Linked DNA regions of Homo sapiens: region 1 is linked to region 2. The links are chromatin contacts, found by Hi-C or POLR2A ChIA-PET in ENCODE. All regions are on one chromosome and are shown on one strand. Each heading gives the region's core, a stretch centred on a gene start or an enhancer-like site at or near the end of the contact. The rest is flanking DNA. Distances are from core to core; before and after follow the strand shown. Region 1 has its middle 28 kb from the start of CECR2. Region 2 overlaps CECR3 (cat eye syndrome chromosome region, candidate 3).

Region 1 (7,528 bases), core at 551-3,050, 81 kb after region 2:
CTCCATCCCTCCACCCTTGTGTCTGTCTCTGCTCACAAAAGCGGTTTCCAGAGCTGTGCCTAGGTCCCATCTCTAGCAGCCTGGTCCCTCTCTGGCAGGGTCTTCTGACTTTCTGTCCTCTCTGCCTTTGTCATAGAATAGTACATTGTTGAGCTGGTTATTCTCTGGCCCTTGCCATCCTTTCTCTGCCTCTTCTCCATCGCAACAGACTGATCCCTGCGGACCTATCACTCGGGCTCCCTTGCCAGTTGGCTGGGTGCTAAGTGGCTGGGCCACTTGGAGGGACCACTGAGGGCTCAGAAGGCAGGAGGAGAGAGGGATGGGATGTTTCCTGCTCTGCTGTGTTCCTGGTATTTAGCTCTGGCACTGACTACATTTCTCCATGACTCTCGCACTGGCAGGGCAGTCCCTTCTCCTATCTCTCTCTAGGGTGCCATTCACACTGTCCGCACCCGTGCCCCTTCAGGCCTGGCGGTGACAGTGGCTCCGTGTCTTTTCTGGTTCCTGAGTGCCTCAACATCCCACATCGGTTCCTTTAACCTTGCTCCCCCGCTGTAAAAAGTCCTTCGTTTCCTTCTCCTCTGAATTCCATCGGAGTGTGCCTCTGTATCTTGCTGGACCGTGACTAATAAAATTACAGCATAGTTGTTCGCTTACTTCTGTCTCCCTTCCTGGAGTATAAGTTTCCTGAAGGTAACAAACATTGCCTTTTTTCTTGTTTGTTTTTTGCAGCTTATAGCATCATAGCATAATTTTTGACCCAGGAGTATTTGTTGAAGAATGAATACATGTAAATTAATAAATGTAATAAACCAACAAGGTATTTCTTTTAGCCAGGTGTGGTGACATGCACCTGTAGTCCCAGCTACTCAGGAGGCTGAGGAGGAAGGATTGCTTGAGCCTGTGAGTTCAAGACCAGCCTGAGCAGCATAGCGGGATCTGATCTCAGAAAAAACAAAAAGATATTTCTCTTCAGTATGCTTTCATAGTTTAGATTTTTATTTTAAGTATTCTATATTCTATTGGGAATCAGTAATACATCTTCCTTTCACCTCTAGCCAATAGCAACCCAGATCACCTTCCTGAAGCAAACACGCCAGCAATGTTATTTTAACAAAATCCATCCATATAAAACCAATGTTTGTCTTCCTCGGATCTTTACATTTGGATATTACTAATTTAATACACCTTTTAATTTCTAAAGAGACTAGAGGAAATCATATGAGTTCCTTGATTAAGTTAAATTTGAAACTTTCAAAATATATTACAAGCTCAGAGAATTTTAAAGTACACTAGAAAATCTTATTAAAAAATAAAAAATGAGTTGGGCACTGTGGCACACACCTGTAGCCCCAGCTACTCAGCAGGCTGACATGAGAGGAACTCTTGAGGGGAGGAGTTCAAGTCTGCAGTGAGCTATGATCACTCCTGTGAATAGCCACTGCTGTCCAACCTGGGCGACATAGAGAGACCCTGTGTCTAAAAACAAAAACTAAATTAACATAGTCTCTAAAAGGTTTTTTGCAGGAGTCCTCGGGAGTGTGGCGTATGGAAGAGCTTCAGTAGTCTTCACTCCTACTGCTGGGGAATCCCATTCTGTCTCCTGGAGGCAAGGGAACCTGGGTCAGAACCTGATCTGTGCACTTTCTCTGGTCTAAAACTTAAGAGGTGTTTTTGACTAATTTCCTCTCCTGCAGCCTGTATGGCCAAGCCAGGTTCCTGATGCTATCTTTGCAGCTTCTCATCACCCATTGCTCTGACTTCCCACTGGTGCAAAGCTAATCTTTGCCCTCGTTACCTCATTCCTGGCTTTTGCAAGTATCCTAAAATAGCTTCACTGCTTTCAATATGTCTCTCTTAAGTCCTTCCTGGCCCTAGGCAACCTACCCGAGCTGTTTCCCAATCTTCTCTAACAAACATTCTCCACTGAAGATAGCCTTGTTTAGTCCACCCCACAAGCACGCCTGCCCAATCCTGTCTCTGCCTGTCCCTTTGTTGATGTTGTTCCCCATATCTGAAATGCCTTTCCGCCTCCTCTCCTGGCTATCCGGACCTCACCTCTAGTTTAAGTTCAGCTCAGATTTCACCTTCACCATGAGCTTTCCTCCAGCAACTCTAAGCCACGGTCATTGCTCCCTTTCGGTATCCCATAGCACTTACTTATAGAATCAAAGAGCTGAGAGGAATCTCAGTAGGCAATAAAATCAAAACATTGATTTTACCAAATGAGATTAAGCGATCTCTCCAAGGTTACCTTGTTCGGGTAGCAAGTGATAAGCAGGAACCAAGCCTCCCAGCTCCTGGTCCAGTGTTCTGTCACAGACATTATGCCATCTCTCCTCCACTTGCCTTTACATTTCACAGGAATTTGCTTGTATTATTTACATTCATTCCATGGAACAAAGTTGTATCTCCCTATACAATAGATTGAAAGCCTCTCTTGAGATTAAAAACCATGCCTTTTACTTCTTTAATATTCTCACAGCAAATATTACACACTCAAAAAATCTTTGTTGTATTAATTTTTTAAAAAATTTTGGAGGCCGGGCACAGTGGTTCACATCTGTAGTCCCAGCACTTTGGGAGTCTGAGGTGGGAGGGTTGCTTGAGCCCAGGAGTTCAAACCCACCCTGGGCAACATAGTGAGATCCCATCTCTAAAATAAATAAATAAATAAACAAAATTAGCTAGGTGTGATGGCACACACCTCTAGTCCCAGCTACTCAGGAGGTAGAAGTGGGAGAATCACTTGAGCCCAAGAGGTTACGGCTTCAGTGAGCTGTGATTGTGCCACTGCACTCCAGCCTGGGCAACAGAGTGAGAGGTTGTCTCAAAAAAAAAAAAAAAAAAAAAAAAAAAGGCCGGGCCTGGTGGCTCACGCCTGTGATCCCAGCACTTTGGGAGGCTGAGGCGGGTGGATCATGAGGTCAGGAGTTCGAGACCAGCCTGACCAACATAGTGAAACCCCGTCTCTACTAAAAATACAAAAATTAGCTGGGCATGGTGGCACGCACCTGTAATCCCAGCTACTCAGGAGGCTGAGGCAGGAGAATCGCTTGAACCTGGGAGGCGGAGGTTGCAGTGAGCTGAGATTGCACCACTGCACTCCAGCCTGGGCTACAGAGCTAGACTCCGTCTCAAAAAAAAAAAAAAAAAGAAAGAAAAAAAGAACAAAAAAGAAAAAAATAAATGAATAAAAATTTTAAAAAATATGTTGAGGCTGGGCACAGCGGCTCATCCTGCATGTGGGAAGATTACTTGAGGCCAGGAGTTCAAAACCAAGCAACATGGTGAGACCTCACCTCTACAAAAGAATGTTAAGACCGGGTGCAGTGGCTCATACCTATAATCCCAGGTCTCTGAGAGGCTGGGAGTCAGGAGGATCTCTTGAGCCCAGGAGTTCAAGACCAGCCTGGGCAACATGGCAAAACCCCATTTCTACATACCAAAAAAATACAAAAATTAGTTTCAGCTACTTAGGGGGCTGAGGTGGGAGAATCACTTGAGCCCAGGAGGTGGAGGCTGCAGTAAGCGGTGTTCATGCCACTGTACTCCAGCCTGGTCAACAAAGTGAGACCTGATTTTTTTTTTTTTTATGGAGTTTTGTTCTTGTCACCCAGGCTGGAGTGCAATGGCACAATCTTGGCTCACTGCAACCTCTGCCTCCCGGATTCAAGCGATTCTTCTGCCTCAGCCCCTGAGTAGCTGGGATTAAAGGTGCCCACCACCAAGCCCGGCTAATTTTTGTGTTTTTAATGGAGACAGGGTTTCACCTGTTGGCCAGCCTGGTCTTGAACACCTGACCTCAGGTGATCTGCCCGCCTCAGCCTCCCAAAGTGCTGGGATTTCAGGCATGAGTCACTGCACCTGGCTGAGAGACCCAGTCTGAAAGAAAGAAAGAAAGAAAGAAAGAAAGAAAGAAAGAAAGAAAGAAAGAAAGAAAGAAAGAAAGAAAGGAAGGAAGGAAGGAAGGAAGGAAGGAAGGAAGGAAGGAAGGAAGGAAGGATTTTAAAAATTATCCACGTGTGGTGATGACCGCCAGTAGTCCCAGCTAATTGGGAGGCTGAAACACAAGGATCCCTTAAGCTCAGGAATTAGAAGCTACAGTAAGCCACTGCACTCCACCCTGGACAATGTGACAGAGCAAGGCCCTATCTCTAAAATAAGTTTAATTTAATATTTAATTTAATTTGAAAATTAAAAAGTGTTGAGTCTTTTGACAGTTCTACAGTCTTGCACATGCTGAGCACATGGTAAATACTTCAGAAATGCTAGTTGCTTGATTAGCTGAGTGAAAGACAAACATACAGATGTTCCTTTCTGCATTCAGCTAAAGGCTATCATGCATCAGGCACCATTTAGGTGCGAGAAGTGCACAGATTATTACATGAGATTGCGCTCTGGTAGGAGGTGACACACAAAGTTTTAGGGAAGGTGAATATGCACACAGCACTGCCATGCAATAAAATAACTCTTCCAGAGGAGTACTGGGAGGGTGGCCCAAAGAGGTCTCCTTTGAGATGAATCTTTTTTTTTTTTTTGAGGTGGAGTCTTGCTCTGTCGCCAGGCTGGAGTTCAGTGGCTGGATCTCGGCTCACTGCAAACTTCGCCTCCTGGGTTCAAGCAATTCCCCTGCCTCAGCCTCCCCAGTAGCTGGGACTACAGGTGCGTGCCACCATGCCCAGCTAATTTTTTGTATTTTTACTAGAGACGGGGTTTCACCATGTTGGCCAGGATGGTCTCGATCTCCTGACCTCGTGATCCACCCACCTCAGCCTCCCAAAGTGCTGGGATTACAGGCGTGAGCCACCGGGCCCAGCCTGAGATGCATCTTGAAGGACAAGTACAATTTCCTCAAGTATGTGTAGGAAAAGAACTTCCGGAATCAGGGTCAGCAGACACACGGAGGTGGGAAAGTGTGTATTGTTCAGAGGAGAGTAGGGGCCTGGCCTATGTTTGTGTTGGAGAAGTTGAGGTGGAGGCAGGTAGGTGGGATCGAGTGCAGAGAATCTTGCATGCAGAGCTAAGGAGTTTGGAACTTATCCTGTAAGCAATGCAGAGACAGGAAATGTTTTCAAGCAGAGAAGTGACAGGATCAGATACTTGGAAACAGTGTGCAGGGTGGCCTGGAAAGAAGAGCCTGCAGGCAAGGACACCAGTCAGGACACAATTCCAGGCTTCCACCGAGGGAGGACAAGCAGCAGGCAGGGGCCAGGAGGGGCGGAGCAGAGACCATGGAGTGTAGATTTTTGTCTTCCAAATATAAAAGTTATACATGAGAGACATGTATAACGACGTACAACAGTGTTAATAGTAAGTACAACAATGTTAATGGTAACATATGTACGTAATGGTATTACATGCAGTTTTTCTTGTTTTGAATTTTTTATGTTTTTTTTTTTTTTTTTTTAGTTGTTGAGACAGGGTCTCCCTCTCTGTCTCTCAGGCTGGGGTGCAGTGGCTCAATCACAGCTCACTGCAATCTCAACTTCTTAGGCTCAAGTGATCCTCCTGCCTCAGCCTCCCGAGTCTCTAGGACCACAGGTGTTTGCCACTACACCCAGCTAATTTTTGTATGTTATGTAGTGATGGGGTTTCGCCATTTTGCCCAGGCTGGTCTCAAATTCCTGGCCTCATGTGATGCTCCCACATCGGCCTCCCAAAGTGCTGGGATTACAGGGATGAACCACTGTACCCGCTATGGCCTTAAAATCCGTTTTTTTTTTTTTTGAGACGGAGTCTCACTCTGTCACCACATAGGCTGGAGTGCTGTGGCACAATCTTGGCTCACAGCAAACTCTGCCGCCCAGGTTCAAATGATTCTCCTGCCGCAGCCTCCCTAGTAGCTGGGATTACAGGTGCTTAATTATTGTACTTTTAGTAGAGATGGGGTTTCACCGTCTTGGCCAGGCTGGTCTTGAACTCCTGATCTTGTGATCCACCCGCCTTGGCCTCCCAAAGTGCTGGGATTACAGGCGTGAGCCACCACGCCCGGCATTTTTTTTTTTTTTTTGAGACAGAGTCTAGCTCTGTTGCCCAGGCTGGAGTGCAGTGTTGAGATCTCAGCTCACTACAACTTCCACCTCCCAGGTTCAAGTGATTCTTCTGCCTCAGCCTCCCAAGTAGCTGGGATTACAGGTGCATTCAACCATGCCTAGCTAATTTTTGTATTTTTAGTAGAGACAGAGTTTCACCATGTTGGCCAGGCTGGTCTCAAACTCCTGACCTCAAGTGATCCACCCACCTTGGTCTCCCAAAGCGTTGAGATTCCAGGCGTGAGCCACCATGCCTGGCCATGGCCTTAAAATTATTTTGTAGAGGTGAGGTCTCCCTGTGATACCTGGTTTTGACCTCCTGGCCTCAAGCAATTCTCCCACCTTGGCCCTTGGCCTCCCCAAGTGCTGGGTATTACAGGCATGAGCCATTGTGCCCAGCCTCAACAATTTTTTTTATTCATTTCTTTTTTTATTTTTATTTTTCTTACTTCCTTTTTTTTTTTTTTTTGAGACAGCGCCTCACTTCACTGCCCAGGCTGGAGTGCAGTGGTGCAACTGCAGCTCACTGGAGCTTCGACCTCTTGGGCTCAAGCAATTTTCCCACCTTCACCTCCTGAGTAGCTGGGACTACAGGTGCACACCACCACACCTAGCTAATTTTTATTTTATTTTATTTTTTCAGACAGAGTCTCACTCTGTCACCAGGGCTGGAGTGCAGAGGTGCAATCTTGGGTCACTGCAACCACTGCCTTCTGGGTTCAAGCGATTTTTCCACATCAATCCCCTAAGTATGTGGGACTGCAGGCTCGCGCCACCACGCCTATCTAATTTTTGTATTTTTTGTAGAGACAGGGTTTCACCATGTTGGCCAGGGTGGTCTCAAACTCCTGGGCTCAAGCAGTGCACCCCCTCAGCCTCTCAAAGTGTTGGATTTACAGGCATGAACCCCTGAGCCCGGCTACTTTTTCTTTATGTGATGTGGATTTTTCTGTAGTTTTGTTTTACACATTGAGCATGTATTATATATTATTCTACTATATTATTCATTATATGACATACATTACTATGATTAGTAAAAGTGAATACTATTTTTAAAATAACACGTGGTCATTATGAGAGACTTCAGAAATACAGAAATGTATGAACAAGAAAAATTTTGAAATCACCCATAAAAATGCTCATGTCATTACATTAAGGGGAAAAGGATACAAAATTATATATATAATTTCATTTTCATTAAAAAATATTTATGTGGCCGGGCTGCGGTGGCTCAAGCCTGTAATCCCAGCACTTTGGGAGGCTGAGGCGGGCAGATTGCCTGAGGTCAGGAGTTCGAGACCAGCCTGGCTAACATGGTGAAACCCCATCTCTACTAAAAATACAAAAATTAGTCCAGGCGCGGTGGCTCACACCTGTAATCCTAACACTTTGGGAGGCCGAAGCAGGTGGGTCACCTGAGGTCAGGAGTTCGAGACCAGCCTGACTAACATGGAGAAACCCAGTCTCTACTAAAAATACGATATTAGCTGGGC
Region 2 (7,666 bases), core at 40-2,539:
GTTATCCTGTCTCTGGAGAAGGAAACAGGCCACAGTCAATGAAATTAGCATTCTAAAAGCAAGAGAATCTGTAAAGTAGAAAAGGACCTTGAGATGGGAGCATGCGTTTTACACAGGAAGGCCCAGATTTGGCCCAGTCTGCCCCAAGACCACCTAACTTGTCAGTAGCAAAGCTGGGATGAATAAAAGCTCAGCTTCCTGACTCCCTGTCCCCAGTTCTTTCCACCACTCCAGCTGGCCACTCCCAATCCCCCTGCTAAGCCAACCCACCTACAGTGTCACTGTCCCTCATTCCCAAATCCCTTACTCAATCCCCCACAGCCTTTTCCATCCTTCCTGCCTTCCTAGCGCTATAGGGTTGGCGGGGCAGAGTGCTCAGAGACCAGCAAGCTGGGATGTGGGGTCTTCCCGAGGTGGTGCAGGATGTTTTGGCTGCTTAGAGGAGGAGCAGGGCAGGCATCTGCAAAAGGCATCTGCATTTCTTACACACTCCCTAACTGCCAGGCCCAGTGCCAGATCGCAGACCCTTTGTCAACAGAGATGCCCTGGCTTTGTAAACCAAGAGGGAGGCAGAAAAAGTCCTCTAGCAACACAGACTGGCCTCTGGGGGAGGCGGGAGAGGGAATTGTCTACGAAAGTTCTCATTTAAACAAACAAACAACAAGATGAAAATAATAAGCTAGGCAAAGAGCCAAGGGGGAACAGCAAGCAAACTCCTGAAATTGCACTGTAATTAAAGCATAGCTGCCTTCCAGATTCTCAAGTGCTGAGATGGGCTGGAGGGATGTTTACTAACCTGGTCAAAAGACATCAGGGCAAATTAAGCTCATCCCAGCCTTGCCTCCAAACACTTTAGAATGCAAATGAGACATGCCAAATTTGCATCTGGGGCATGAAGGGGACCAATAAGTAACCTGTACAGGTCTTGAGCGTTTGGTGAGAAGAATCCAAACTGGCCACTGTGAAGGGAGGCACTGGGGAATGCTGAGCAGGGGGTGGGGTGGCTATCCTGTTTCACCAGAGATGATTTTTTTTTTGGTTTGGTCCAGGCCGATCTCGAGGCTAGGAGCTAGCTGACTAGCCCTCCAGGACCATGCCAATTCACATATGAGAGTACACCAGACTTAGGCCCAGGAAGATTTACATGAGTTTGTGCCAGTATTAACCCCCGGAGATGCCTACCCAATCAGAGCCATTGCGCCAAGGCAAGGAAGGCATTGCCAGGGCGTTTGCATGACAGAAACTAGCATATGGGCTCAAGAGAAACCTTTCTGGGCAGGGGGAGGGAGGGCCATACCCACATGAATCACTCTCTGGTGGTTTTGCTTTGGTTTCAGAACCTGTGGCTAAGGCAGAAGGACCAGTAGGGCCCCTGGCCGCGTTGATTTTTCTCCTCCCAGCTGCTTCTGTCTCTCTCTCAGGCTCCTGGAAACAAAACAGCTGAGCAGATAAACAAGTCACCACCTGCACCCTCCTCCCCCGTGACACCGCCCCTGTCCCCAAGTCCCACCCCTTCTTCTTGCACTCTCTCCCTCCATTCCTCCCTGAAGCCAAACTTCCGGCAGCAGCTGCAGCTGCTCTCTCCCCTCCCATGCCTGCCTCCCCAGCACAGTCCCCTGCCGCAGCCCCTGCCCCACCAATGGCAAATGAGGAACATGTGTATAGAGCCCTGGGCTCTCCCTCCTCCTGAGGCCATTTCCAACAAAACACTTGTGCTTTCTGAAAGTAAGATGTGGAGCTCTGGAGTCCCCAAGGAAAACGGGTTTATGGCATCCGCCAGCCCTGGAGCCAGTGAGTGTCTGGCCCCTTGGCCCAGAGCCCCACTGCCAGGCACAGGCAAACTGGGAGGAAGGGGTTAATCTGAGCAGAGGAGGCCAGGAGGGGCCCAGTTCCATTCCCGACTGCAGGGGATGCTCATCCCCGGGATGGAGGTCAGCAGGAAGCAGCTCAAAGAGGCCAGGAGGCCAAGGCCCAGTTTAAACACTGAATGAAGGCCACCTTTTCAGTAGCATGCACATGTGTGCATGCACACACACGTACACACTCATACACACATGTTACCATGCACATAGTATCCTCTTATTAACAACGTTAAGGTTGTCACGACAGACTCTGGGTTTGGTGTCGGAAGCCCTGCATCAGGGCTGTTTAATAAGTCCCCAGCGCCAATGGTAGGCACTATGGAGGCCCAAACTGTTGGGGAGGGGAACCTCAGAGTGCCTTCTCCCAGGGAGGGGTGTGTGTGCCAGGAGCTGGGTGATGGAGCTCCTCCAGAGCTTTTCTTGGAAGTTCAGAGTTTAACTCTGGGTTAGTAGGGCTCACCTTAGTTCTGAGGCATGTAGGTGAAGACACTGCAATTAGGAAGGTGATGGGGCAGGGGACTAGCCTGTCTTCACCCCCAGGCTTATGTCTGTCTTTCTTCCTTTCTTCCTTTTCTTTCCTTCCTTCTTCCTTCCTTTCTTCCTTTCCTTCTTTCCTTCTTCTTTCTTTTTTTTTTTTGAGATGGAGTCTAGCTCTGTCACCCAGGCTGGAGTGCAATGGTGCGATCTCAGCCCACTGCAACCTCCGCCTCCCGGGTTCAAGTGATTCCCCTGCCTCAGCCTCCCAAGTAGCTGGGATTACAGACACCCACCACCACGCCCAGCTAATTTTTGTATTTTTAATAGAGACGGGGTTTCACCATGTTGGCCAGGCTGGTCTTGAACTCCTGACCTCAAGTGATCCACCTGCCTTGGCCTCTCAAAGTGTTGGGATTACAGGCGTGAGCCACCGTGGCTGGCCCTTTTCTTTTTTCTTTTTTTTTTTTAAGAAGCAGAGTCGGCCGGGCGCAGTGGCTCACACCTATAATCCCAGCACTCTGGGAGGCCCAGGTGGGTGGGTCACGAGGTCAGGAGTTCAAGACTAGTCTGGCCAACATAGTGAAACCCTGTCTCTACTAAAATACAAAAAATTAGCCAGGCATGGTGGCGTGTGCCTGTAGTCCCAGCTACTCAGGAGGCTGAGGCAGGAGAATCGCTTGAACCCAGGAGGCGGAGGCTGCAGTGAGCCAAGATCGCACCACTGCACTCCAGCCTGGGCGACAGACAGAGTGAGACTCCATTTCAAACAAACAAACAAAAAGAAAAAAAGAAAGAAAGAAAGAAAAAGTAAGAGTCTCGCTCTGTCTCCCAGGCTGGAGTGCAGTGGGGTGACCTTTCCTCACTGCAGCATTGAACTCCTGGGCTCAAGGAATCCTCCCGCTTTAGCCTCCTGAGTCTATAGGTGCACACCACCACACCCAGCTAATTTTTAAGTGTTTTGTAGAGACAGGGTCTCCCTATGTTGCCCAAGCTGGTCTCAAACTCCTGGCCTGAAGCGATCCTCCTGACTTGGCCTCTCAAAGTGCTGAGATTACAGTTGTGAGCCACCATGCCCAGACCACATTTCCCCAGAACTCTATCTTTCCTGCTTGTGGACAAGGCAGGGGATGGATTTGGCGTCTGAGAAAGACAAACACAACCTTTAATTTGCTGACTGTCTCATACCTGTCTGCACAGCCTGCTGCTGTTTCGTGTGGAAAGTAACAGTAGCCTGGATAGCTCACAGCTGGGTTTGAAACAGTTAATGGCTGAGTGACCTTGAACAAATTACTTGACCTCCCTGAGCCTGTCTTCTCATTGGTAAAATGTTAACAATATCTGGCTCTGACTCAGAGTTAAATTACTCTTTTGTTTTTCAGGTGGAATTAAGTGACAAGGCAAAGCTAATGTAAGATACATAAAACACCAAAAACACCAAGCATTCTGCCGTGAACCCATTTGGTGCTCAATAAAATCATTGCCCTTTTTTTGGTGTTTTGTTGGAGACAAAACGGAAACACCAAATGGCTGGTGGAAGTGGTAGGAAAAAAGGAGACCAAAAACCCAGTGGCTCTGAAGAGGTACCTGCAGACCCACTGGGCAGGGTAGAGAGGAGCCCAGTGGGAACTTTTCTGCCAGGAGGAATCAGCGGGCAGAGCTCTTCTTCCCATTTGTCCAGCAGGGCTTCTCATCCTCAGCACTGCTGACATTTGCGCCAGATATTTCTTTGTTTTGGAGGCTGTCCTGTGCACTGTCGGATGTTTAGCAGCATCGTCAGCCTCTACTCTCCAGGTGAAGTAGCAAGTTGTCTGCCTCCCGCAGTTATGACAATCAGAATGTCCTGGTGGAGGGGGGCAGAATCACCCTGTGAGCTCCGCTATAGAGCTCAGAGCCCCACCTCCTTTAGGAGTCTGAGCCAAGGCTGCGTCCACAGGAGGGAGTCACTGACGGTTGGAGGACTGATATTCACCAATACCTTTCCCACAAACAAGAGATGCCTGAGAAAGACCTGGTCATGCAGGAGGTGGTGAGTGGCTACTGGAAGAAATATGGTGGCTGGGGGAGGGGCAAGGGAGAAGTCTGCCTGCGGTTGAGCAGGCTGGCTGGAGAGCCAAGGCCAGTGCCCACTAGTGACTCTCCCGAGGGGTGTTGCCTTGGTGGGCTTCCCCGCTCTGGCCTTTTGTCACCTTGTTTGCTGAATCCAGGTAAAATTTTTGACCAAATTGGAAAGCAATTCCGGGGAGTTGGAGTCAGATCTGTCCCTACCCTTGCTGTTGCTAATGAGCTGTATGACCTTAGTTGAGCCATTTGATCTCTCTGCAACTGTTTCTTGGGCTGTGAAACATGGGGGTTGGAGTCTCTGATTTCTAAGGTCCTTTTCAGCTGTAAGTTCTAAGGCCTGTGAATACCACAGTGTGATGAAGCCAACTGGGTGGTGGTGAGGGCCTTGTAAGTTTCAGTCTTACTGCAAGCCGGCGATAGAATTCTCCCCATGTCTTTGTTAAGAACTCTTGGCCGGGCACAGTGGCTCATGCCTGTAATCCCAGCATTTTGGGAGGCCGAGGCAGGTGGATCACCTGAGGTCAGGAGTTTGAGACCAGCCTAGCCAAGATGGTGAAACCCCGTCTCTACTAAAAATACAAAAACTAGCTGGGCGTGGTGGCTAGCGCCTGTAATCCCAGCTACTCGGGAGGCTGAGGCAGGAGAATCATTTGAACCCAGGAGACGGAGGTTGCAGTGAGCCGAGATTGCGCCACTACACTCTAACCTGGGCGACAAGAGCAAGACTTCGTCTAAAAAAAAAAAAGAACTCTTGTTGCTGAGAAATACTTCAGGAGTTCCTACTGTGTGCGAAGCAACGTGCTCTCTGCTGTGCATGTGGGGAGGTCTTTCCCCCTTTCCTCTGAGGGCTCATAATCTAATAACAGATAAAAATAATTCCAATAAAAGGCCATAAATGCAAAATGTCTCATCCTTTCCACCGGCTTCAAAGTCAGGAAGATCTGAGTTTGAGGCTAGGTCCACCATTAGGAGTCCTTGGGTTACTCGGCTCATTTAATCTCAGTTTCTTTACCTGTAAAATGGTCATAATAACAACTGTGTCACAGGGTTATTTTAAGAGTTAAATGAGATTATATATGGGCTGGGTGCGGTGGCTCACGCCTGTAATCCCAGCACTTTGGGAGGCCAAGGCGGGTGGATCACGAGGTCAGGAGTTCGAGACCAGCCTGGCCAACATGGTGAAACCCCATCTCTACTAAAAATACAAAAATTAGCCAGGCGTGGTGGTGCACGCCTGTAATCCCAGCTACTCAGAGTACTGCTTGAACTTGGGAGGCGGAGATTTCAGTGAGCCAAGATTGCGCCACTGCGCTCCAGCCTGGGCGACAGAGCAAGACTCCATCTCAGGGGAAAAAGAAAAAAGAGTTAAATGGGCCTGGTGCAATGGTTCACACCTGTAATCCCAGTACTTTGGGAGGCCAAGGCGGGCAGATCACTTGAGGTCAGGAGTTGGAGACCAGCCTGGCCAACGCAGCGAAACTCAGTCTCTATCAAAAATACAAAAAGTAACAGGGCTTGGTGGTGCACACCTGTAATCCCAGCTACTTGGGAGGCTGAGGCAAGAGAGTTGCTTGAACCCAGGAGGAAGAGGTTGCAGTGAGCTCTGGCCTGGGCAATAGAGTGAGACCCTGCCACAAGGAAAAAAGAAAAGATAATATTTGTAAGACAATTACCATGGTGGTTGTCACATCATTAAGTGCAAAATAATTGTTAGTGGCAAGTATTTATTGGCTATAGTGCAGCAGGCACTGTGCTAGGCCCTGAGATAGTGGAGATGAGGGACAGGACTCCTGGTCTGCAGCAACTCACCAGCAGGTAGGGAAAGAAGCAGGGAGCAATGACAGTACCCTGAGAGGGCCGTGACAGAGCCAGGTGGGAGAGGCATCGACACGGGGAGGGCAGCAGGCGCTGACTGCGGGCTCAGGCAGGCATGTGAAGTAGTGACCGCACTGCCTGTTGAAGCAGGGCCAGTGGTGTTCACCGGAGTTAAGCAGACAGAGCAGTGGGGAGGTGGGAGAAGCTCAGGTGCCAATGAGCCCGACCCTCAGTGCTTCTGCAGAAGTGAATGCAGTCAAGCAAGGTGGAGTGTGCATGGGATGATGGTAAGAAATGAGCCTGAAGGTTGGCGTCAGAAAGAAGGGACGTACACAAGAAATGTTTCCTTTATATTAGACACACTATTTCCCTTTTTGACCTAACCACCAGGCAGCTCGGAACCAACTTTTAGGTTCAAATGTTGCAGCACTTCCTTGAATCCTACTTTTCTGATGGGCTTATTCCTTAGCCCCAGCTTTCTCTAGACCCTGGATCTCAACCTTTAATCTGGTTTTGGGGTTTCTGGCACTTGTGCCATTAATGATAAACTGCCTTGAATCTTTTTGGATACACTGAACATATGTGGTGTGTAAATAAACAAATGAACTATAAAATACAAACATGCACAGATAAGAGTGAAGTCAGAGCCTTTAGAGTGCGCTACGCCAGGGCGGCAGCATCCCTGGTGCCCGGTCAGCGCCTGGCACATCATAGGAGCGCAATCAACAGCGGGTGACACAGAATGGCGGCAGAGAACATTTCACCTAAAAGAAGGCTTCTCCACAGAGCACACCAGGACGGACCCCCAGAACCACTGGCTGGCTGTATCCCACCTTCAGGTTCTTGATTGGAGACTCCTTCATGTATCGTTCACTGATCCTTGTGGCTGAAAGTCTTGTTGCTCCAGCCAGATGGCAAACTACACCTCAAGGACAGACACTTGTCATACATGCCTGTGTCCCCCAGAGCTGCACCCAGCACAGAGCTGGTCACAAAGTGGCCTCCCCAAATTTCTGTGGCTTTAGCCTAACAAACACCTGCAATTCCTTATAGCTGAACAAAGATGAATGACCCTAACCCGTTCAAGTCAGGCTGGACTCCTTCCACTCTGATCATACATTTGGTTTTACAAAGCGCTGAGCGACAGGAAGAAAGAATGGCTCTTACTGGCCGAGTTGAAGGGCTTCGAGCACATTTTTCTCAACAGCACAATCTGGCTCCCTGACACAAAAGGCAGGGAAAGGAAGGGGCAGCGGCTCCCAATGAACAGAGACGGATGGCGGCCGGGCCTCTGCCGCCACTGCTGTGCCCACTGGGCAGACCAGCCACATCTCCTGGCTCAGGCCAAAGACTAGGGCAGATGACACATGGGGTACTCACAGGAGAGCTGTGCTCAGGGCTTCCTGCTGGCCCCGGAACCTTCCAGAATGGCCTCTCACACACTCCCCGCC

What was found. A loop is a pair of places that touch in the nucleus more often than their neighbours do. ChIA-PET counts read pairs that join two places held with the same protein, here RNA polymerase II (POLR2A). Pooled maps may share reads with other maps.
Region 1: a loop to region 2 is called in a pooled map, with 2.5 times the contacts of the local background. The contact joins two enhancer-like sites. A Hi-C loop is called at or near these places in 5 of 50 pooled maps. POLR2A ChIA-PET finds 5 or more read pairs at or near these places in 3 of 52 experiments (OCI-LY7, activated B cell and activated T-cell).

Annotation. Positions count from the first base shown.
Region 1 is chr22:17,337,436-17,344,963 of GRCh38, forward strand. No RefSeq gene overlaps it. Among named protein-coding and RNA genes, the nearest start is that of CECR2, 28 kb to the right of the region's middle. RefSeq lists an enhancer at 938-1,107 and a silencer at 3,695-3,939. Within about 2 kb of position 1,801, at least 3 of the 41 ENCODE cell types and tissues checked have a DNase peak (open chromatin) inside an H3K27ac peak, as active enhancers do.
Region 2 is chr22:17,256,867-17,264,532 of GRCh38, forward strand. It overlaps CECR3 (cat eye syndrome chromosome region, candidate 3), which reads right to left. Exons shown (of 3, transcript NR_038398.2): 2 at 3,924-4,179; 3 at 1-1,440. Among named protein-coding and RNA genes, the nearest start is that of CECR3, 6.0 kb to the right of the region's middle. RefSeq lists enhancers at 3,939-4,524, 6,663-7,489, 7,490-7,666. Within about 2 kb of position 1,290, at least 19 of the 41 ENCODE cell types and tissues checked have a DNase peak (open chromatin) inside an H3K27ac peak, as active enhancers do.